Regions from separate parts of the Mus musculus genome. Here regions 1 and 3 are each linked to region 2. The links are chromatin loops, found by intact Hi-C in ENCODE. Cell type or tissue: left cerebral cortex. All regions are shown on one strand. Region 1 overlaps Sv2c (synaptic vesicle glycoprotein 2c). Region 2 has its middle 15 kb from the start of Gm32640. Region 3 has its middle 43 kb from the start of Gm24032.

What was found. A loop is a pair of places that touch in the nucleus more often than their neighbours do. Peaks named below come from ENCODE experiments on the same cell type or tissue, not always from the same donor. Only the 100,000 strongest peaks of a DNase experiment are listed, where the experiment ranks them.
Region 1: it touches region 2 in a loop (2.6-fold over the local background); 9 of 42 quality-filtered maps call a loop at or near these places.
Region 3: a loop joins it to region 2, with 2.8 times the contacts of the local background. A loop is called at or near these places in 4 of 42 quality-filtered maps.

Annotation. Positions count from the first base shown.
Region 1 is chr13:95,963,058-95,971,057 of GRCm38, reverse strand. The region is part of intron 12 of Sv2c (synaptic vesicle glycoprotein 2c); the gene reads left to right. Among named protein-coding and RNA genes, the nearest start is that of Gm24032, 70 kb to the right of the region's middle. In left cerebral cortex, a CTCF peak has its summit at 4,665 (motif pointing left); DNase peaks (open chromatin) are centred at 2,818, 3,713, 4,091 and 5,328; H3K27ac peaks cover 412 bases.
Region 2 is chr13:95,559,858-95,567,857 of GRCm38, reverse strand. No RefSeq gene overlaps it. Among named protein-coding and RNA genes, the nearest start is that of Gm32640, 15 kb to the right of the region's middle. In left cerebral cortex, a CTCF peak has its summit at 3,986 (motif pointing left); DNase peaks (open chromatin) are centred at 3,976 and 4,531.
Region 3 is chr13:95,935,960-95,943,959 of GRCm38, reverse strand. No RefSeq gene overlaps it. Among named protein-coding and RNA genes, the nearest start is that of Gm24032, 43 kb to the right of the region's middle. In left cerebral cortex, no CTCF peak of the experiment used is centred here; DNase peaks (open chromatin) are centred at 1,194, 2,883 and 3,360.

The DNA.
Region 1 (8,000 bases), 400 kb before region 2:
CTCTTCTTCTTCACCCTGGCCCTGGCACACACTTTCTAGTCAGGTTTATCAGATTCAGTGATGAGACACAAAGGCTCTCATTATTGCCTGGGTTTCATGGGAATGTTTTATTTCGGCAGGAGCGAGGAACAGGGACCTGTAAAAAGTAACCGGAAGCCCCTTGATGGCAGAGGGACTTTTGGGATGACATGGACAGCCACTTGGAGTCTAGGGAGACTGCTCAGCCCAGCTTGTGGGGAACTCTTTCCACACCCTGAGGGGTGAGGAAGGCAGGTTGGTGGGGGTTCAGGCTGGCATCTAGCCTCCTTGAGGACGATGCTACTCTTCTCAGTAAGACAAATATTCCCCGTTAAAGATCAGAAAGCTGTGGAGGGGCAGGTACAGCTCATGAATGGCTTCCCTGACTCCCATATGCGAGGGTCTGGGTTCAGTCCCCAGTGCTCACACAGAGACAACAAGCAACTGCATTCTGTGTTCTGAATTGAGAATTCAGGCTTGCCATTTTCTCTGGTGGAAAAAAAAAAGCAAGATGGTATTTTAGAGTCAAATAAACAGACATCATCCAACTAATACCTAAGAAAAGGTCCAAAATGGCCCACATAAATGCTTCGAAAATCTACTTCTGACATACTTGGAAGCAGCCAGGAAGTTGCTCATTTACTGAGTACCCCAGGCATCCTTATGCCTCTGCGGAGGACTCAGGACTCGCGGTGAGCAGCTGCAAGGACTGCGCAGCCCCTGCAGATGTAGCCAGCCTTTGGGAGGCTAACTTCAGGCCAGCAGATGCCCCGGATTGCAGCAGGCAAGTGTCTGAGAGAATCGGTGTGGGCAGAAGCCTCAAGGAAGGAACCCTGAGGAGCCAGGAGAGAGGAGACGATCGTTAGGGAGAAGCTGATGGTCAGGGAGAAGCTGATGGTTAGGGAGAAGCTGATGGTTAGGGAGAAGCTGATGGTACTTGGTAAAATAACTAGATAGGACATGTGAAAAGCAGGCTGAACAGGAGCAGGAGCCATCTTGGTGGCTCGTGACTTGGAGTCTTCATGCTCTGAAACTGTGGCAGAATTGTTATTGGTTAGTCTGGGCTACACAGAGACTGTGTCTAAAACAAAACAAAGCACCACCTGAACCAACAGAACCGAAGGTGGAGGTGGGAAGGGTAGGGGTGGTTAGAGTACTGTATATGACTTGTTTCTTCTCAATACAAAAATAACAAACGCAACAATAAAAGCAAACAGAAACAGGAGCACAGCTGGGAGTGGTGGCACATGGCCCTTAATCCCAGCACTCGGAAGGCAGAGGCAGGCAGATCTATGAGTTCCTGACAGCCAGGGCTACACAGAGAAACCCTGTCTTGAAAACAAATGAACAAGCAAAACAAAAACAAACAAAAGAAGCAGGAGCACACTAGGAAGGGTAGCCTCCTCTCATCATTGTTCTCTTTCCTCCTCCCTCCTCCCTTCGCCCCCCTCCTCTCACCCATCTCATAGCCGCAGCATATCTTGCAGCTGCCAGTCACCACCAGGCAGCATCCTCACCATTTTTCCTGGCTGCTCCATCCTGCCCAACGTTCCCTAATGAACACAAAGTCTGTTATGTATTTGAGTGTTAATTGCAGTATCATAGATGTTAACCTAAGCTTGGAAGCCTCACTAGCCAAGGGTGCAGTTAGAGAAATGGTGGTTACATACTAAATGAAACAGTCAAACACAAACAACATGACACAAAGCCTTATGTGAGTGATTTAAGAAAAGAAAGCAAGAAAGAAAGAAAGAAAAGAAAAGAAAAGAAAAGAAAAGAAAAGAAAAGAAAAGAAAAGAAAAGAAAAGAAAAGAAAAAGAAAAATTGTATAAAAGCTCTGCTTGTGATAATTTGCATGACTGGAAACAGGCAGAAAGGATTCGGAGAGAAAATGATGTGTTGGCAGAGGGGAAATGCGTGTTTTCTTTTGTTATTTCCTCTGGTGTTTAACAGTACACCCAAGTCAACTTTTAAAAAGCACCCCTCCCTGGGAAGATAACAACGTCCTCACTCCTGGGCATACCTTGCAGTCCCTTAGGACTTCTGAAAAATACCAATGCCTAGACCCCTAGAGAGCAATAAAATCAGAACTGTGCATGTGTGCGGGGCCGTGGGTGTTAGGGAAAGAGGTGGGTGGGAGAGAACCGGGGTCCCGCCAGAGTTCCAGTGCTCTGGGCAGGCGGACTCGGGAGGACTGGCAGACGCTTTCCACACAGCCCTGGGTGGGCATCTGGCTGTGTAAAGCCACTGACACCACACGGCAGGTGGTGGACAAGGGACAGCCCCAGGTACCAGGTTCTCAGTCTCTAGCATCCCACATTGGATACAGAGGAGGAGTTGAGAACAGAATAGGGGCCCTGGGGCAGCACTCGCCCCAGAGATAAGGGAAGAAGGCAGGGGGAGAAGGGGCTTAAACGAGAGTCCTTGGTCCTGTCAGTGGCTGCAGCTCAGGAAGGCCTTCCGGTGTGAGGTCAGACGTGGCTTGTTAGGAGAAAGCCTACCCCATCATTCAAGCACAGTAGGCATTCATGATCAGAGACAGTTTATGGTTTTAGAGCTTTATTGTAGAAAGACAGGGGAAAAGGAGGGAAGGTAGAAAGAGAGAGGGAGGGGCCAGTCATGGCCATGAGGGGAGAAGGGGAAGAGAGAGAAGAAAGGCTAGAGAGTAAGAGAGGTAAAAGCTTAGAGAGAGAGAGAGAGGTGGGAAGGGAAAGGAAGAAAGAAGGAGAGCTAGAGAGTGAGGAGGGACCAAGCAGCCTCTCTTGTAGTGGGTTGCTATCTTGTTGTTGCTAGGTAACTGTGGGGAGGAGTCTAGCCAGCATGCCAGAAGCTTGAGACATTGTCTATGTGACTGCTAGCCACATGCCTTCTCTTGTGGGGGACTGTGGGGATGGTAACTTTGACAGGAGCCAGGGGTCCAGGAGACATGATCAAACGCCTTCTGTCCCATGTAGGTGGAAATTACCACCCACCGGGTCCCATGGGGTTCAAGACCTAAACTTCAGACCAGGCTGTCTGTGCATAGTCCCTTACCCTTTGCCATTGTTATAGGACATTACTATTTGCATTTTGTCTCGGGGTTTTGCTTTCAAACATCACTCATGTAGCTCAGGCTGGTCCTATATGTGTTATGTAGCCCAGGCTGTCCCAATCTTGCAGTTCTTCTGCCGCTGTCTCCCACGTGCTGGGTTTATAAGCGTACGCCACTGTATCCAGGAGGCAATGCTCTTTGAAAAGCTACAAGGTTGGATGGTATGTAGCAGGGGAGTGTTTGTACCTGCCCACATACCTTAGATCAACCAGCTTGCCATCCTAACCCTAAATTGACAACAGCTATGCACAAAGGCAGGAAACATGCACTCGGAGCTGGAGAGAGATAGCCCATTTGGCATTAAAGAAGTCTTTATGGGTGTGATAAGGTGGACTGAGTGGGAACCAACCGTGACATAAGACAAATGAATAGTGTGAGAGACAGAGTACCTGTCCCTATGTTATCCTTCAGCAGGTAATTTCCAGCTGTCCCAACAAGGCTGGTCCTGTCCTTGTGTATCCCTTCTGAGACATCTTCCCCGACTGTACCCACGCCAAGAAAGACAGCCTTTAGCTCTGTAGCCAGTGCAGCATAGGGCAGCGCTCAGCACATCTGAGATGCTCGGTTGCTCCATGCCTGGCGCGATGGTGCACACCTGCAATCTCAGCACTCGAAAAGTGGAAGCAGGAAGCTGGAGAGTTCAAGACGAGTCTGGCGCATAAGCAAATGAAATATAAAAAGTACTTAATGAGTGATCATTAAATGGATATAAATAAGTGCATAGGTAAATCTGTTCCAAGGAGTGCAAATAAGATCAATTTGCTTAACAAGCACTCGAGGGCTTCCAGGCCAGTTAGCATCATGGTTTGTGAAATCAAGCAGGTTCCGTGTCAAAACAGCTCGGAGTTGACCTGAGAAACCAGCCTTTGTTCACAGAATTGTTTCTGAGGCGAATGAAACTCGTGTGTTTCAAATCACCGGTTTCCAGATGAATGTTTACAGTGCAGTGTAGCCTCCATTTAAGCACAGCCTGTACTTTTCCAAGTGCCCCATGCTGAGTCTTGAGGATTCTTTTTATAACTTCTATGGATCACTTGACTATGCTGACTGGAAAAATGCTCCTTCCAGAAGCTCAGCTTAGAGAAGGCTTTCCTTTTTTCTTTTTTTTTTTTTCAGCAGGTGACATCTGTGAAAGGAGTCTGAACTCTGCTATCCCAGGCCTCTACAAAGTGCAGCAATTATTTTTCCCCTAGTGATTTCATTAGTAGGCGGGGCAGGGACTTAGCATGCTAAAGGAAGAGCTAGTCATCGTGCTTGACACATGCCAGCCATGACCCTAACTCCTGATGGTCTTCCTCTTCTTCATCCAAAACTCAGGCACCACTCAGCAACAAGGTACAAAGGAAGAAGCTGTTGGGCAACCCCGGTCTCCCTCCATCCACAACGGAGACAGCAGCTGTCTTTTCCCAGCCTCCATTAAAATGCAGAATGGGGCTGGAGAGATGGCTCGGCAGTTAGGAGCACTGACTGCTCTTTCAGAGGACCCGGGTTCAATTCCAGTGCCCAACAAGCACCTCACGTGGTCTATAACTCTAGTTCCAAAGGATCAGATGCCCTCTTCTGGCTTCCTTGGACACTGCATACAAGTGATACACAGATAATACATGCAGGCAAAATACACATACATTAAAAAAATAGTAAAATAAAATGTAATTAATTGAATCCTAAAGCAATCTAACTAAAACCTAGAACCCACTAAATTGTGAAATCCTCCAAAGAACCAGTCACGTTTCCGCCTGGGGAAGGGGATACAGTAGAGTTTATGGAACAAGGACAGAATGAGGCATGGGGAGTATAAGGAAAGGATTTACGTGTTATATGTGTGTAAGCAATAGTAGAGAACAAAGTCTGCCTGGAAGAAGCAAAAGGAGTGGAGATATTTTGAGATATATCGAGAGAGAGCGCCATTTCTATCTCCTTTTTGACAAAGCCTGGGCAAAAGGCGGTAGGAAAATATCTCAGTGTGAAAAAGAACACAGGGCCCAGCCTGCTGCTGAGAAATCAAGCAGAGACTGCCCTCAAGGGGCATGGAAGCATCCGGTGGAAGCATGAGGTGACCTGCAGAAGTTAATCTCTTGCTTTAAGGAAAAGCAGAGATAAACTGAGTAAAAGCTTGACTTCAGAGAAAGCAGATAGCCCCTAGGGAGACTTGCTTGGGAAATGGTTTCTGTAACACAGCTGGGCCTCGGAGGCACTGAACATCACACTCTCCAGCTGCGGATATTTGAAGGAATAATTCAAGTGCTGAGAGAAGGGCAGGCACGATTTCTTGAATGCTGACGCTAGATTTCATTTGAAGTACTGCTTCAGCTGGGGAGACGAAGACAGTATCAAGAAATAAGAAGCCTTTCTTTCAGAATCCTTGGGTACCAGATGCTCCCAAAGCCATCCCTGCCACCCAGACATCTCCAGTCGTCCCGTCCCCAGCTCCAGGTCCAGTGGTGTGAGGAGATATCTCTCCAGATTTTATACCCTGTTCTGGGTCACAGCAGAGGGTCGTGCCTTGGTAACATCTGGCTACTCTCGCCCAGATGTTTATCCTATAAGGGGCGTTCTGCAGCTTGGGTGTCCTAGGCTTCACCATAGCGAGAGAGTGTTTTCCTTTTTCTTATCAGCGACACACATGTTCTAGCTGTTTTCCCCAGCAGGATGCGCTTTATCTTAACACCAGAACATGAAGGTGTGGCTCATGACAGTTTGTCAGGCAGAGGACCAAGGGGAGCCAGGGTCTGGGGGGGTGGCGGGGGTGGGAGGAGGATGAAAAAGTGGCACTCGGCAGATTTTTAAGACAATAGATTATGCTGAGTGCTGCCATATTGTTGGGCAAACATGTCATCTTCTATTCATTCGTCAGACCCCACAGGATGCTCAACACCCAGAGTGAGTCGTAGTGTTGATGGTGAGAGTCCACTAATGATGGATGATGTTAGTTAATGCTAGCCCATCAAAGCTCCTGGGTAGAACGGGGACAGGAGCTTCCGAAGCGGCAGGGTTTGTATAGGATAAGGACATACATGCTAAAGACTCGCCTAAGCTAGAATTGAGAACAAGGTCTGGCTAGAGAGACATGCAGAGGACAGACTTAGCAGAGAGATAGCAGATCCTCTTGTTCTTCTCTTTTCTGGTTGCTAGGTGAGGGAAAGGAAAGAAACCCTTGCTCTTTCTACACCAGAGCTCTAGGTCAGTGGGGAAATGGGGCGTGTAGTTCTCTCTACTGATTTTGGGCTTTGTTGTTGTTGTTGTTGTTGTTGTTGTTGTTACTGCTCTTTTTAGATGTGTCTGAGCCAGCAAGACCACTGGTAGAGTGCATGAACACCCAGACTGGCCTCCTGAGCTCGCAGGGGTGAGAAGGCCTTGGGGAGGTTGATCTCTTTCAGTGGCATAGCAAGGGGCTGACTGCATAGGAACTACAATGCATTTCTCAGATTCTGAAAACTCGCAGTGCAGGAAGTGTCTCTGTATGAGCCGTGATGAGCAGTTGTCAAAGGAAACCCTACACGTACAGACTTCCAAATCAGTCTCAGACCGGTGTGTGCTAACCGCTTCAATCTGCACCACAGAAGATTCAATTTCCTCTGTGGGTTAAATGAAAACATAGCCTAAAAATGCTGTACACTTAATCTGCCTTCAATCCCCACTGACTCTCAGCAAGAGGCCAGAAAACAGCGAACTGACAGAGTGCCAGAAGGAAATTTACATACTCTCATGGCGGTAGATGTAAAATCATGGGAAAATTGACGTGTCCTGCCTGAAAGGACACAGAAAACCACCCAACACATGAATACTAAACAGATGAAGATTTTTATTTTCCAAAAACTATACATGGCCAGGCTGCGAGTGAAGCTCAGTGATAGGACAAAGCTTACTGTGTCTGAGGCTCTGGGTTCAATCCCCAGAGGGAGAAGAAACAGAAAAGAAGTGGGAAGAGGTGAGGAAGGGGAAGGAAGCAGATGACAAGAGACAGGAAGAGGTAGAACCTCACATGCCTGCAGGTCTTAGATGCTAATACAACAGACAGGATCTTTAGGCCGACAATATGATTCTCTGTAACTTAGATCTCACAGAGAATTCTGATAAGGAAATGATTGTGATTGTCTGTCTGTTTGTGTCTGTGTGTCTGTGTGTGCCTGTCTGTATGTGTGTCTGTGTGTGTCTTTGTGTGTCTGTGTGTGCCTGTCTGTATGAGTGTCTGTGTGTGCCTGTCTGTATGTGTGTCTGTGTATGTCTTTGTGTGTCTGTATCTGTGTGTCTGTGTGTGCCTGTCTGTATGTGTGTCTGTGTGTGCGCGCATCTGTGTGTGTCTGTGTATGTCTTTGTGTGTCTGTGTGTGTGTCTGTGTGTGGCATGTGGTGTATGTGCATGTGTTATGTTCAAGTGCACATATATGTGGAGGCTAGAGGAGAACACTGGGTGTCATCTTCCTTTATTGCTTCTCCTCTCTTCCTTCCTCCTTCCTTCTTTCCTTCCTTCCTTCCTTCCTTCCTTCCTTCCTTCCTTCCTTCCTTCCTTCCTTCCTTCCTTCCTTCCTCTCTTTCTTTCCACACAGGGTCTATCACTGAACCAGGAGCTCACCGGTTCAGCTAGACTGGCTGGTTCCCAGTATCTGCCTTCCTTTCTCTGCTCCCGCTCCCCCAGCCCCCTCTCCAACACTGGAGTTACAGGCATTCGAAGGAAGCCATGCTTTTGTTACATGCACTCTGAGGGTTTGAATCCAGGTCCTCCTGTCTTCACAGTCAGAACTGACAGGAACTGAGCCATCTCTCAGCCCATGGCGACACTACATTAGCTCACCATGAACTAACTTGCTCGTTCATTCCTAATGCTGAACACCACTAATCTGAAAGGCCACATGCTTGTGAGTTTCAGACTGTAAAGCACTTTGGACGGCAAG
Region 2 (8,000 bases):
AGCTTGTAATCTCAGCTGTTCTGGTTGCTGAGGCAGGAGAATGAGGAGTTCAAGACCGGACTATACCATGGGCAATTTAGTGAGACCTTGTCTCAAAACAATATGATTTTAAAAATCAAGGGCTGGCTGTATAACTTAGAGCAGAAGACTTACCTAGCAAAGCAAGCTTAGTACAATCTCCAGCTCTGGAACAAAAAGGAAAAGAGAAAAAGGAAGGAAGGAAGGAAAACAGTATTGAAAAAATAAATGAAGACAGATAAAGACATTCATGAACCAGCAGTGTTCACTTATCACATTACCTGCCTTAGAAAGTTATATGAAGATGTCCTCCAGAAAACAAAGAAAGGATGGAGAAGAAAGAAGACATAGATGTAAGCAATGCCGGAACCATGTGACAGACGCAGCCCATGGGTGGCAGAAATACACTGCAGAACAGTACTGAGTTTCCGGTCATATCAAAAGTAAAACAGAAACTGTTAAAAAAGGACAAGGGGAGCGGGGGCGGCTAGAATGTAGCTCAGTGAATTTATCTCTCATAAACAGACTGGGTTTGATGACTAGCAACACACACGTATACTACCACTGGGGTGAGGGGAGGGTTATGAGAAAACCTGGTGGCAAAGACATTTCTGTTTCTTCTCTCTTTAGTTTACTAAGAATAGGTAGGTAAGCTATGAGAAGGGGTGTGTGAAAGGACCAGGGTTGGCACAGTGTGAGTGCCCGGCTCGCCAGCAAGAGAGAGGCCACAACAGGATCCTTCTGCACACATTTATTGGGAGAGCTTGATTGCAGAGGCAAAAAGACCCGAGCCCCAGAACTGGCGCTGCTTATATAGGCCTAGGAGAGGCGTGTCTACTCCCGATTGGTTATGCTTTCAGTACCTCATTTACATATCCACACCCGATTGATTATGTTTTTAGTACGCATTTCAGTACCTCATTTACATGCCCAGGGCCAGGCAGTGACTCGGCAAAAACTTTACTGCACATGTGCACATTGGTTGTTTACCCAAACTTATGGGTAGTGGCCAGAGGTAGCCAGCGCCACCTTGTAATGGCGTATGTGGCTTCCCACAGCACAGGACTCACCAGAACCAAGTTCTCAGTGCAAAGGAGGTTTATTTGCCTCCAGAGGGGAACGGGCAGGGATAAGAGACAAAGACAGGAGACAGAGGGTAAGGGAGAAGAAAAACGGGCTAAGGGAGAGAGGGGAAGGAATATTTGCTCCTGAGGAACAAAGAAGTGCCTCTGGATAGAGGGAGACAGACATGGCCCACAGGCAAATGGGGAAAGCCTTGGTTAGGATGAAGTGTTAAATTTTGATTGGGAAAATTAATTAGGTAAGCCAAAGGGGCCTTCTGATTGCTGGACTTAAGTACTTTGATAGCTGGACCTTGGTGGTCAGCCTCAGGAGGAAGAAGTGATCAAATAAGGGACTGGACCTTGGTGGCTCAGTTTAGGAGTGTAATCTAACGATCTTTAGCAAGGGGGGTGGGAGGGGTAAAAGGCAAATTCCATCAGCGCCATGTTAGCCATACTCAGGTATGGGAAAGCACTTCAACAACAACCTGTAGTCCTACCTACTTAGGGGCTTAAAGCAGTGTATAATCTGAGACTCCTGTCCCAGCCTCCCTAGTGTTAGGATCATGGACATGGCTGCTATGCCCACCCCCCCTCCTAGGTTTGTCTTATCTCTCGGGTCCAGGAGTTAAAGGGCAGCCTGAGCAGCTTGCAGGACCTCATTTCAAAGAAAATAAAAAAAAAAGAAGTTAAAGTATATGATTTACAATTATGAAATTGGGCATTCAAAATAATTAGAACGGATACGGCTATCAACATTAGGGGCAGTGAGTTGACATTGGTCTAGGTGAGCTGACTCCTAGTTCTTCATTATTAGACGTCAATAGAGATTTCTGGAGCTGAGAACCATGATATGGACACTGGTACATCTAGATACAAAAAACCAGGTATCATTGGAAATATAGAGCTAAGGAAAAACAAACAAACAAACAAACCTAGGAGGGGGGATGGGCATGGCAGCCATGTCCATGATCCTAATACTAGGGAGGCTGGGACAGGAGTCTCAGATTATACACTAAATGCAGCAGACCTATAATTAGGTTAGCAGAGATGCTGGCCCCACCAGGTCTTGTGCACACCGGGAATCTGTCTTAGCTAAACCCTGTGCACAGGAAGAATGTCTAAAGTTTCTCCTTCTCTGTAACCTTTCACTTTCCTGGTCTGAAAGTTCTTCCTCTCGATTGTCACACGTTTCTTTAGCCATAACATGCACATCATATTCACAGCCAAAGAAAGCCTTAGTACTTTTGGGGGGAATGGAGAATCCAGAGTCACCAAGGCCCCCAATCAACTGCCAGGGTGTCCTTGTTCTTGCTTGTTCTTCCATTTCCTGGGTTCTGCCCCGTGCCCACACCATAGCTTTATTTTTTTTTTAAAGTGTGTGTGTGTGCTTGTGCGTGCATGCATGCGTGCGTGTATGTGTGTGCCACTTATATGAGTTTGGTTTTGAAGACCAGAAGAGGGATCCTGGAGAGCTGCCTGTTTGTGTTCTAAGAACCAAACACAGGTGCCCTAAAAGAGCAACAAGCACTCTTAACTGCTTAGCTATCTCCAGACTCAACAGGATAGGCTTTCAAACCACAAGAATTCTTCAAGCTATCTTGCAAACCTCTAACATCCCACTTTAAAGGATACAGGGTATAAAAAGAAAAAGCATGGTGAGGAGCCCCCCATCTTAACAGACCAACTTTGGTGAGGCCAAGGAATGAACTCAGAGTCGCACACACGCCTAGAAAGTTCTTTGCCACGGAGTTCCCTAGAGGTGAACTTTGCTTTTAGCTCTCTGTTGTTTGTTTTGGTTTGGGTTTTTTGTTTTTTTGTTTGTTTTCTGACTTTCATTTGTTTTAAAGTAAGAAAGGCAGGCATAGTGGTTCATGCTCATCATCACATTACTTAGGAACTGAGGTAGGGAGATTCGCCTGTATCTGTCTGCGCCCATCCTGATCTACATAACGACAAAAGGAGACTCTGCCATCAAGCAAACAAGGTAACAACAACAAAAGTGACCATAGGAGGGGAAAGTTGAGAATCATTGATCTTAGCAGGGAAGGTTTTCACTCTTTCTCCTGCCTGGCTTTGCTCCACCGCGATCTAAACCAATGCAGAGACTGGAGGAGTTACATTGTTACTCCTCTGACACATCTTCTCAGTAGCATTCATTCACTCCAACAGTCCTGCTGTCTCTTATACCTAAGCAGCAGGACCAGGCTTCTAAACAGGGCTAAAAGTCTCAAGAACTCCCTGGTAGTTCTGCTCTGCTATCAGGACACGTTTCCTTTTAGTTCATAACTTCTCCCCTCTCGGGGCTCCAGTGGAGCAGAGCATAGCACCTTGTGGTCCGGGGTTTGATCCCTAGCACTCCAACCCCAAACGAGCCTCTGAGTTTCCACAAATATTTAGAACATCTTTTCTCAACCTCCCCCCCCAACTGTTTTTCTTTTTGTACCCACATCCATGGATCATGTAGATTTTTTAAAACCATCAGTGTGTAACAGCTGAATGGCAGGTGTGTCTCAACAAGGGTTCTGACATGCCAGGTGGTCTCTGAAGAAAGGTATGGTTAAGAGATGACTATCATCGTTTCCTTTAAGTACAGTAGTTAGTTTAGCTCCATTGATTATAGCTTTCTGCTTATTTGATTTCACAGCAGTTTTTAAAATCATTCCACAAGGATAGTGTACCTCTCGAGCTAGCTGTTCAATGGAAATAAAATTCAATGTTGCTTTCAAGTCCTTAGAGCATCTCATAGGGAAATAGTGGCATTGTGAAGTTCTGAGTGTACCCCAAAACCACAGGTGCCTATGTGGCCATGGCATTACACCTATAACTCTCCCCACCTCCCGGTATACCCAACTCTGCAGAACTCTGCACTGGCAAACAGCAAAACAGTCCTCTTCTGCCACCTACTGTCCTTTTCGAAAATTACACCTTCTTGGACACCGTTCCTGGGTGAGGCAAACCAAACCAACCAAACAAAACCTCTGGGCCTTAAATGGCATACATCAAAGTAGCTAAGTGGGTGAACAGGAACTATGATGTCCAAAACTTATATAACAGTTTTTTGGGTACTTAAATGAGTGCTTGATCAGATGGGTTATGCACATCATTAGTAATGTTCTTTCTACTGACACTTTAACCTCTATAGAACATCCTCATTTTCATGGAGACTGAAGTGTCCAGTGGTGAAATGTCACAGTTCTTCAGTGGCTCTCTGTCAGTTCCTGTTCTCCAGATCTCACTGTGGTCTGCCGTGTCATTTCGACTTCGTTACATATCTGAAATTTGTGCATAATTTTGAAGGAGAGCTAAGAATGTCAATAATGTGTTCTGCTCCAAGTTACCAGATGAGATAGCAAAAGAAGAAAATTTCATGAATGAAGGGCGACTCTCACAAATCCACAGAGGAAAGACTGACTCAATGGTGGAGCTGGAATTTCTCCTACAATCTACTCTCGTGTGCCAGAACTGTCAGCGTGTGGTTCAGAGGCAGTCTGCCAGTCTGGTGCAGCACATTCCATGGTGCTGTTTGCAGTTAGACAGCACCGAGTGACAGCTGAGACAGGGAGATGGATTTGACATATCCATGGCAACGCCTTGGAGGAGCACACGCCCCATGACTCTTCCCTCTGCTGCTGGCCAGCATCGGGTTCACAGAGTGAGCCTCTCTCCTGCATTGGATTGTCAGAACACCTCTTGGGAAGTCAAAATACAGAAACTCTAGGCTACATTTCCTTTTTCCCTGTTTGGGTGCCAGGCTCACAGGATACGGACATGCCGCTCAGGGGAGACAAAATGTAGCCTAAGATAGGGGCCTCAGCCCATGTTTCTCCGGGTGAGAAACTGTGTGGGCTGGGATGGAGGCTGTGGTTCTCAAACTCCTGGGCAATGCCACTGGGAATCGAGGAGCTGAGAATGGGGGCCTGTGGGCCTGAGATGAGCCCAGAACGGGGCAGGGGATATGGGGGAGCCATCCAGCTTAGTGCAGGGTGAGTGCCAGGAGTGCACAGAGGCTTAAGTTCTGCAGGAGACTTAGGCACAGCTCTGTATGAAGAAGGCCTCCCGCCATGGTCGTCTTTAATGAGAGAGACAGTCCTTGCTTGTCCAAACTGTTTATCCAGGGAAATGGGTGCATAGGACTTACTCAGGGTGGGCCAGAGATTAAATACCTTTTGCAGGAAGGAATGTCCCTGGAAGGGAAGTTTATTGGCTAAACCCTTGGCGCCCATCTAGATATCTCATTAGCATGGAGAACTCTGTGTTTCTATACTACTGTGACTAGTTATTATGGTCCTCTTAGTGGGGTGTTGTGGTCACATGCTCTAGGACAGGAACCTGGTCTGGAGCTAGTGAACTCCTGCCTTTCTCCATGAAGAGTTCAGGGTTCTGAACTTTTGCTACCACCTTACCACTTCTTCTGTGGTGGCACAGCAGGTCTGAATTCTGGAAAAGGTCCTGGCTATCCTCAGTACATTCAGACTGCCCTGTGACCTAGACTCTTGCTTCTGAGTACTTTTCCTAGAGCATTTACCAGACAGGAGGAACAAAGCACTGTTGCTGATGGGTCAGGACTAAGCTACTATCTCTGAAAGAGAAGGAAACAGGGGCTATGAGCGGTTAAGAGCATTGGTTGCTCTTCCAGAGGTCCTGAGTTCAATTCCTAGCAACCACGTGGTAGCTCACGACCATCTGTAATGGGATCTGATGCCCTCTTCTGGCCTGCAGATGAATATACAGCAGAGCAATACACACACACACACACACACACACACACACACACACACACAAAATTCTGTCAGATACTGTGAAATACTATGCAGAGCACAATGACTAGGATTTGAACAATCGATGGTGATACGTGGGTGTCTCTAAGGGGCAGAAAATAGGAGTGAGTGGTGAAAAGGGCCTGGAGCAAACAGGGTAAGAGCAAACTCTCCATCAAAGAGCCCTTTACCAAATGGATTTCCTCTCGTGCAGAATGGGGAATACTTCGCTGCCATAGGCGTCTTCCCAGGCTCTCACTGAGAGTGTCCTGCGCAGCCATGAGGAAATCCCTGAAGCGTGTGGTCTTCTGCACACTGATGCTTTACGCTCCGAAGGGTGAGCACTTTGGACACGTTCAGCCTATCACCCTTTGCGTCTGACACAGACTTTGGCAAACAGCAAGGGGATTTGTCTGTTTGCTAGTTGGTTTTTGTCATGTAAGTCACACATTTAGTTGCTATGTTACAACGGGCTTGATAAAATTCGATGAATGTAGACTTGAGGGCAGCTTTCTGTCGGTGATCCATCTTTTTCTGCAGTGGAAGCCACTAATATTAAAGCTTGAACTCTGGGGTACCAGAGAGACGACACCGTGGTTAAGAGCACTTGCCGCTCTTCCAGAGGGCCTGGTTTTGGTTCCCAGCACCGACAAAATGTCTCACAATGCCAGTAGCCCTGGAACCAATGCCTCTGGCCTCCGTGGGCACCTGCACCTGCATGCACACAGTCACATGTGGACACACACACCTACACGTCCTTAAAAACAAACAAATAAAGCCCCTCCTGTTTGGAGTGGAGCTTGGGGGAAGAGTGCCTGACTAGCATATGAAACCCTAGGTTCAGGCCCTAGGAGCCCTCAAACAAGCAAAAGACCTTCAAGCAAAAGTTGCTCATTAATATTACCTACAAACTGAAACATAGGTGACTTTTTTAGCAAGATGCAAAATCACTGGTAGTCTAAAAACCCCAGAGAGAACTGCCATTTTCCACAGATACATAAAAATATCACAAGCTTCCTGGGAGTTTCAAGTTACCCCTTTAAAACAGTCTTGCTTAACCTTCATGGTCCTTCTCCAATAATCAGGACAGACTTTTTCCCCTAAGAGGTTTATTTTTCCAATGCATTATGAGTACAAAAAATACACCCAGCAATTACACAGCATAATTGTGTCATAACAATGTAATTGCACCTCATGCAGATTTGGATGGAGCTTTCAAACACTTGGGGATGTGTTCTCGGGGGACTTCTGTTAGAAACAACAAAAGCTCAGCTGGGTGTGGAAGCAAATCTGTGCCACAACTCTGAGACTGAAGGAAGAGACTCTCCAGCTTGTGGCCAGCCTGGGGGCAACATATGGAAGAGAGAGACAGAGATAGATGATAGATAGATAGATAGATAGATAGATAGATAGATAGATAGATAGATAGATAGATAGATAGATAGATAGATAGTAGATGATAGATAGACAGAAATAGACAAATAGACAGACAGATAGACTATAATAGATGATAGATAGATAGATAGATAGATAGATAGATAGATAGATAGATAGATAGATAGATACTATAATAGATGATAGATAAATTATAATAGATGATAGACTATAATAGATGATAGATAGATTATAATAGATGACAGATGATAGATAGATAGATAGATAGATAGATAGATAGATAGATAGATAGAATAAGATGATAGATAGATAGATAGATAGATATGATAGATAGATAGATAGATAGATAGATAGATAGATAGATAGATAGATAGATAGATAGATAGATAAAGATGATAGATAGATAGATAGATAGATAGATAGATAGATAGATAGATAGATAGATAGATAGATAGATAGATGATAGATAGTAGTAGATGATAGATAGATGGGGACAGACAAACAGACAGAGAGATAGCTGACAGCTAGAAGAAAGAATACGAATGAGAGACGCCATGGAGGCAGAAGCTTGAGGCAGCTGGTCACACTGCATCCACAGCAGGGACCCGAGTGTGACGAACGCCACCACTCAGCTCCTCCTCTCGCTTTAGTTTACTTTGTGTCGTTCTTGGTTGTCACCCTGACTGCATCTGGAATGAACTAAATCCCAAGTGTGGAGATGAGCTGAGATGTCCAGCCTGCTAGATTCTTGAACTTTCCATTGGTA
Region 3 (8,000 bases), 380 kb before region 2:
GCCACGGGATTCATATCTGTTGTGTGAATAGGCAAAGAATGAAAAGACTCCTGGTATACACATTCACGGCCATCTCGGGTCTGATTCCTGCAACTGCCTCCTTCCCTTCCATATCCGAGTACACAGAAATCAACTAGAGGCAACGCGCTGCCAGGCAACAATTATACTGCCCCTTTAACCTACAAGGCCCTTCTACCATGCTTCCTTCTCAGGTCAGGTTTCCCTAGAAACAGATTAAGAGAGATTTTAGCTGTCTGTTGATGAGTGCTCTTGGAATAGCTGCCTAAGAAGACAGAAGGACATGGCAGGAAGAAATCTCTAGTGTGTGGTAGTGGGAGGCTCTGTGAGGATGGAGAGAGTTCTGGAATTGTCCTGATGGAGGCAAGGGGAGGGACCGTTGCATGCCCACTTTGGGTGACACAGCTGCCTTCCTAGAGGGACTCCACCACGAGACATTAGATATAACACTCCAGACCTCTACAGAGTGAGTGCCTCTGGCCTGCAGGAAGATCTGGAGTGCCTACCTTCCTGTCTCATCTGCCTGCTCTGTGGCTGACTTCCTGTGGCATCCAGAACAGGGGGCACTGTGTCAAAAATGCCACACCAACTCAATTGTGTCTCCCTGACACACTTAATCCAATACCTAGCTGTTCCAGAGGAGACCGAACATGAGAGTTTGACTCTATGTACCACTAAACTTTTAGAGCTAGGCATGGCAGCTCACACATAACTAGCACTTGGGAGGCTGGAGCAGAAGGACTGCCTATCCTGGAAGGCTGCCCTGAGCACACGTAGGAAATAGTAGGCCAGCATGGACTATAGAACAAGAACCCTGTCTAAACAAACCAACAAATCCGCCAAAGTCTTGACTTCCAACAAGAACACACAAAAATACACACATGCTTTTAGCCTTTATTTTGGTAGCTACAACAGCCCTCAATGCTGGGGACTGAACCCAGGGGCTTGCTAGACATTCTTATCACTGAGAAACATCCCCAGTCCTTGATTTCTAAGACAAGATCAAATGTAGCCAAAGCTGGCCTCAAACAGAAGTCCTCTTGCTTTAGCTTCCTGAGTTTGGGACTGGAGGCATGTGCCACAACCCGCATACCACAAGAACCCCCATGGGTTCAGCTGGGGACTTGCTTTAAGTAGGTACAAGTAAGGGAGGTCCCACACACACAGCTGAAAGCAGCTTCTTGTTGACAGCATTGTGAGAGCCTTGAGGTCTGTCCCTGATCAGACACCAGGCTCCCGCTGGTGAATCCCTCCTCCTCACAGGCTGCTCTGAGAGCTGCCTGATTAAAATGCTGCAAGAGCTGAACAGCCACAAATCTAAGTGTCCTAAGTTATCATTTCCCCTATTCCATTTTGTGTGTGTGTGTGTGTGTGCGTGTGCGTGTGTGTGTGTGTGTGTGTGTGTGTGTGAGAGAGAGAGAGAGAGAGAGAGAGAGAGAGAGAGAGAGAGAGAGAGAGAGAGAGAGAGAGAGAGATTTTCTTCTAGGACCCTGCAGCTACTAGAGGAAAGAATAATAAGAAAAAAAAATCTGTAACACAGGAAGATGCTCTGCCTCCTCCATTATTATTGAACTGGTTTTGCACAGTATGCTGATCTCTGAAACGATGAGCTTCCAAACAGCAGCCAATGCTACGGAGACAGTAGAGCTGGCCTCAGGTCTGCAACAAGGCAAGAGACCCCATAGAATAAAGATGTAGGCTGGCGTGATGTACAGGGAAAGATGACCAGAGTAAAATAAAGGACCAGCACTCTGCACATACGTGCTGTTCGGCTCTCCATAGAAAATGCCATTACATGTTCTGAGCATGTAGTTTGGGCCCTCTGATGTCAGAAGGTCACCCATTAGACACTTGTTAGGGAACTTGAAGGACCTGTGGTTTCCATTTGGCCAAGTTCCTTCCAAGTTCCTGAAATTTAACTTAAGCAACATTTATCATCTTGACCAACAAGGCAGAGGTGTTAACTGCAGCAAAGCTAACAGTGCTCAGTGATTAGACCTCCAACTGGAAGAAAAGCAAATGAAGGGATGGAATGGGGTGGGATGGGATGGGAGCCACTCCGTGATAGAGATTCACCCAGCATGAGCAAGGCCTTAGGTTTGATTCCCAGCACAGTAAACACAATTTGAAATTATAAAGCAGTGAAAACAAGCGAAACTGGAGGAGTTTCACCATATTCACCGTAGCTTTACAAACTACAGACCTTCATTCCCCAAAGAAAGCAGAGACAGAAGAGAGAAGAGGCAGGAAGCAGGGATATGAGAATCCCCAAGGATGAGAAATAATTTCCCTTTCTTCCCAGGGTCACATACAACATGGAATTCCTGTCGAGCTTCTCTCTCTCTCTCTCTCTCTCTCTCTTTCTCTCTCTCTCTTTTTCTCTGTGTGTGCTTGTGTGTGTGTGTGTGTGTGTGTGTGTGTGTGTGTGTGTGACTGTGTGACTGTGTGTGACTGTGTGTGTGTGTGACTGTGTGACTGTGTGTGACTGTGTGACTGTGTGTGACTCTGTGTGTGTGTGTGTGTGTGTGTGTGTGACTGTGTGACTGTGTGTGACTGTGTGTGTGACTGTGTGACTGTGTGTGACTCTGTGTGTGTGTGTGTGTGTGTGACTGTGTGTGACTGTGTGTGTGTGACTGTGTGACTGTGTGACTGTGTGTGACTGTGTGTGTGTGTGTGTGTGTGACTGTGTGACTGTGTGTGACTGTATGTGTGTGTGTGTGTTTCTCACTGGGAATTGAATGCTGAACCCATGCACGCTTAGAAAGTGCTTTACCGCTGAGGCTGAGCTCTATCCATTCTCAGCCCAGCTGCTGAGATCCTAATTTGTGTGGCAGCCAGAGTTTTGTCTTCTCATTTCCCAGTGTGGATTCTGTGTTCAGGGCAGCTGAGCAACTACATCCAGCTGAGCTGCAGAGGGCTCGACATAGACCTCAGATGGCTGTGCTCCAAGGTTGTTTATTCATTCCCCAAACACGTAAATATCAAGCTGGGCATGGTAGCAAATGCCTGCTGAGGCAGGAAGATTGACAGTTCCAGGCCAGCCTGGCCTGCACTCCAAATGACTGTCTCAAAAACAAATAAAGAAAGTAAATATCATGGAGCAGAAGTAGACGTAGAAACCAATAGAAAATAAAACAGGTGTGGACCCTCTCCTCAAGAAGTCTACGTGATAATGGAGAAAAACAGATGATAAATGCCAATTTAAAAACAAGACTCTACAAAATGGTACCCAAAGCACAACACAGGGAGAACTTGGCCAGTGGCTGCAAACATGAAAGACTTGAAGGTGTCTACAGTGTTTTGCTTTGGGGTGTCCCTCACCCCACTAAGAGATGACTGTAAAATTAGATGCTGGGATGCATCCAGACGGTGTGACAGCTATCCCACATAAACACTTTGTATCTTCAGCTTTGCCACAGTAGACAGTTACAACAAATGTATTTAAAGATATGTGTAGGCTTTGCTTATTTGTTTTATTTTCTGAGATTATGTTGCCCAGGCTAGTATCAACCTCAGGGGGTCACATGACCCTCCTGCCTTAGTCTTTTGAGTAGCTGGAATCACAGCTATGAAACACGCCTGTCTTTTTTATTTTACAATCAACTTGATTTTAGAATTGGGCATATTTCATTCTCTTAAATAGAAGTATTCCATTAGCCCAAGTATGAAAAGGTTGGCTTTTTTGGTTTTTTAATTTCTTTGGTGGCTGAAGTTTCTGTTTGCTGCTTGCTTTTGGCTCTTTAAAACAGTGTCTTACTAAGTATCTCACATACTAGTTAGGCTGGAACCGACTATATAATAGTTCAAGCCTGCTGCCAACTCTAAATCTTCCAGTCTCTTCCTCTCAAGTGCTAGGATAGTGGGTGCACAAAGCTAAGGATTTTGTTTAATATGTAGGCCCCCAAAAATGGGGAGACTCGAAGAAAACAGTAACAGAGCCATGAAAGGCTAAGTACGTGGTCTGCGTGGTGGTGCGTGACTGTTTTATAGAAAGACTGAAGCCGAGGGAACTTTACTCTGGTTGCTATAGAAAATGAGCTGATTGAAGACATTTGGTTCTTATGTCTCTCACACCGCTTGCCTCTGAGAAAGTCAGATAAGCTGCTTAGTTTCTTTTGTTTGTTTGTTTGTTTGTTTGTTTATTTTATTTTATCTTATTTTATTTTATTTTTAGGAGACAGGTTTTCTCTGTACAGCTCTGGCTGTCCTGTAACTCACTTTGTAGACTAGACTGGCTTTCAACTAGAGGTCTGCCTGCCTCTGCCTCCTGAGTGCTGGGATTAAGGGCATGGGCCGCTGTTTCTGCTTCTTGACATAAACATCAGTGTAGGTACCATTTTGACTTGCAGTTTAGTCCTTGGGGCCCTGTGCTGTAGCTCTGTCCTCCCGCCCCTCCTCCCAAATGGCAACCTGAGTTTTCATTGGCTGATGGCTAGCTGCCTCTGCTAGAGCCTCTGCTGGTTTGCTGTCCCAGCCTGTGGATCTGTACGTATAGTTCCAAATCCAAAATCATAACAAGCAATGTTTGGCTGAGCCATAGCCCTGGTCACTGTGCAAGCCACGCCCTGTCCCTCAAGATTCCATGTGCAAGTACCTCACCACTGCTGAGTGCCTATGGAACAGTCCTGCATTTTCAAAAACTTGCAATGTGTGGATGCTAAAACCTTAGGAAAAAAACCTTCCCAGGTGTGGTGCTGCACATTGGAGACAAGCTTACACTGCATAAGACTGTCTCAGAAAAAAACCAAAAAAAACAAAAACCAAGAATAACAACAAATCCTGGCTTGTAAAGTTTCAAGGAGGAAAACAAGATCCAATATGAATTCACAGTCTATCTAAGTAGAAAGCTAGCTGTATATCTGATGCTCTCCTAATACTCTTTTGGTCATCATAATATGCATCAGTATCTTTTCATAATTTTAATCAGCATAAATATCAGGCTTGCAACTTTTATTTCCCACTCCACACAGTAAATTTCCACTTACTACCATGGTCCCCATGTGTCAGTCCTACGACCTTATAAACCTTGAGCACGCTGATGTTCATTATTTATTTTCATTGTTCCTTTCAACTGCTAGAAAATGCTCACACATAACATATAAAGCCCTATAAAGAGCTTTGGTGAAGATTTTTGCTTCCCTCTTCTCTCCTTTTGCTAGAAACATTCCACAAAGTATAGTACCAAGTCACTGGGTACAAACAGCTTTAGAGCTTTTATTCAATGTGCTAGACCAAGGCAGCTGTGGTTATACATGCATCTAATCCCAGAATATGGGAGGCTGAACGCAAGTTTGAAGTTAGCCTGTACCACACTGCAAAACTCTTATCTCAACAGCAAATTACAGCATCAACAGAAAAAGTAGCAAGAAGTCTAGAGCAGTGGCTCTCAACCTTCCCAAGGCTGTGACCCTTTAACACAGCTCCTCATGTTTTGGTGACCCACAACGATCAAATTATTTTTGTTGCTACTTCCTCACTGTAAGTCTGCTACTGCTATGAATTATAATGTAAATATTCTTGGAGACAGAAGTTTGTCACTGGAATCATTACCCACAGGTTGAGAACTGCTGATCTAGATAAACAGGTTTACTAGAAAGCTTCCAAAAAAAAAAAAAAAAAGATAGAGCCAGGTCACAGCACTGGAATTCATTCATTTCCTTTCTTAGAACTACTTCAGAACTTAACCTTGCCGATGTAGAAGAGATGAAATCACTGCACTCAAACCAGGGGACTGCTTCCTTTTAAGACCAACTCAGGGGCTGGAGAGATAGCTCAGCAGTTAAGAGCACTGACTGCTCTTTTGAAGGTCCTGAGTTCAAATCCCAGCAACCACATGATGGCTCACAACCATCCGTAAGGAGATCTGATGCCCTCTTCTGGTGTGTCTGAAGACAGCTGCAGTGTATAATTGTATATAAATAACAATTAAAAAAAAAAGACCAATCCAGGTTTTTTAAAATTTATTTATTTTTTTCCCAACTGTAGTTTTCCCTCCTCTACTCATTTCCTCTCTCCCAGATCCACTCCTCCTCCATTTCCCTCCAGAAAAGAGCAGGCCTCCCAGGGATATCAACTGAACACAGCATACCAAGTTACATTAAGACCAGGCTCAAAGCCGGGCGTGGTGGCACACGCCTTTAATCCCAGCACTCGGGAGGCAGAGGCAGGCAGATTTCTGAGTTCGAGGCTGGCCTGGTCTACAAAGTGAGTTCCAGGACAGCCAAGGCTACACAGAGAAACCCTGTCTCAAAACAACAACAACAACAAAAAGACCAGGCTCAAAATCTCATATCAAGGCTGGACGAAACAACCCCGGGGAAGGAAAATGGTTCCCAAGAGCAGACACAAGAGTCAGAAGCAAGCCCCACCCTCACTGTTAGGAGAGCCCTAATCCTAGCTCAAGCTACACAACCATAGCATATGTACAAAGGACCTCACTCAGACTCAGACAGGCTCCATGATTGCCGCTTCAGTCTCTGTGAGCGCCATGAGCCCTGCTTAGTTGATTCTGTGGGCTGTGTTTTCATGGTGTCCTCCACCCCTTTGGCTCCCACAATCAATCCCACAATCAATCCTTTCTCCCCATCTTCCACAGAGTTCCCAGAGCTCTGCCTAATGTCTGTCTGTGGATTCAGACCAATTCTTAAAGCCACTCTTTGGCACCACTAGTAGGCACAGTGTATTTACTCTTGTCACTCACAAACCACAGTATGGTCCTACATGTGCCTGCCTTTGCCTGAGCACCTCTGCAGTGCTCTCTCCAAAGAACCACAAGGCTTGCTCCCAGTCCTCCAGTCAGATGTCTGCTCAGGTAAGATCATAACAGAGCTTTATTCTTCAACCCATTTAAAATGTCCTTCTGCTCCACCTGTCACCTCAGTGTGCTTAGGTAGTTCTTTTCATCACCTGGTACAATATGCACTTATTTGGAATTCTGTGTCCCTTCTGTAGAATTTTCATGTCATGAGAACAGAGGGATCTGTTTCTTTTATTTACTTCTCTTTTCCCAGGGTTGTGAAGGTACCTGGCACATTGTAAATGTTCAGTGACTATTGTAGATGAATGAATGAGTGAGTGTATGAATAAATGAATGAATGGGTGAGTAAAGAGTTAAGTATCAAGCCCGGTGTGGTGGCGCATGCCTTTAATCCCAGCACTTGGGAGGCAGAGGCAGGCTGATCTCTGAGTTCGAGGCCAGCCTGATCTACAAAGTGAGTTCCAGGACAGTCAGGGCTATACAGAGAAACCCTGTCTTGAAAAAGCCAAAAAAGAAAAAAGAATTAAGTATCAGACATACATCATCAATCATTCCCTACTCTGTAAAGCAAACCCTGAAAAGCCCTGTGGAGATCACTCACGGGTGGATCTTAAAAGTCTAGCGATCATGGTCTTGGCTTCTTATAAAATTCTAGCAGAACTAGAGGAGAGTCTGTTGGGGATTGATTCTAATGCTTTGACTTAATTTGGCTCCCAAAATCACATGGGAATCTACGTATCCAGACACTAAGGGTCCCTGTCCCCAGCTGGTTTTTGATTGGTCAATAAGGTTACTAACAGCCAATGATTGGGCAGAGAGACAGGCAGAATCTTCAGATTTTCCGGGACAAAGGATGAAGAGAAGAGAAAGGCGCACAATCTCCAGGACAGGGAAGCAAGAGATCTGACTTAAGAGCCTACCAACATGTAAGCATCAGGGCAAGCTGCCTCAGGGGCCTCTCCCCTGATTGGGTCTGGGGTAGCAGAGATGAAATACAGATTTAATAAGTATTAACTTATTATCAGAGGGGAGTTAGCTATGTGGAGGTTCAGCCGAGACCTGACCATTGAGCTAGTTAAGGCATATCAAAAGATAAAGGTTGCACATGTGTGTCTTTTCATTGGCGAATCCGAAGAACTCTGGTGGGGGCAAGAAGTGTGATGACCTGCTGCGAGCTCAGCGTAGTTTAACAGTCGGTGACAGAGCACAGAGCTCTAGATTTGAG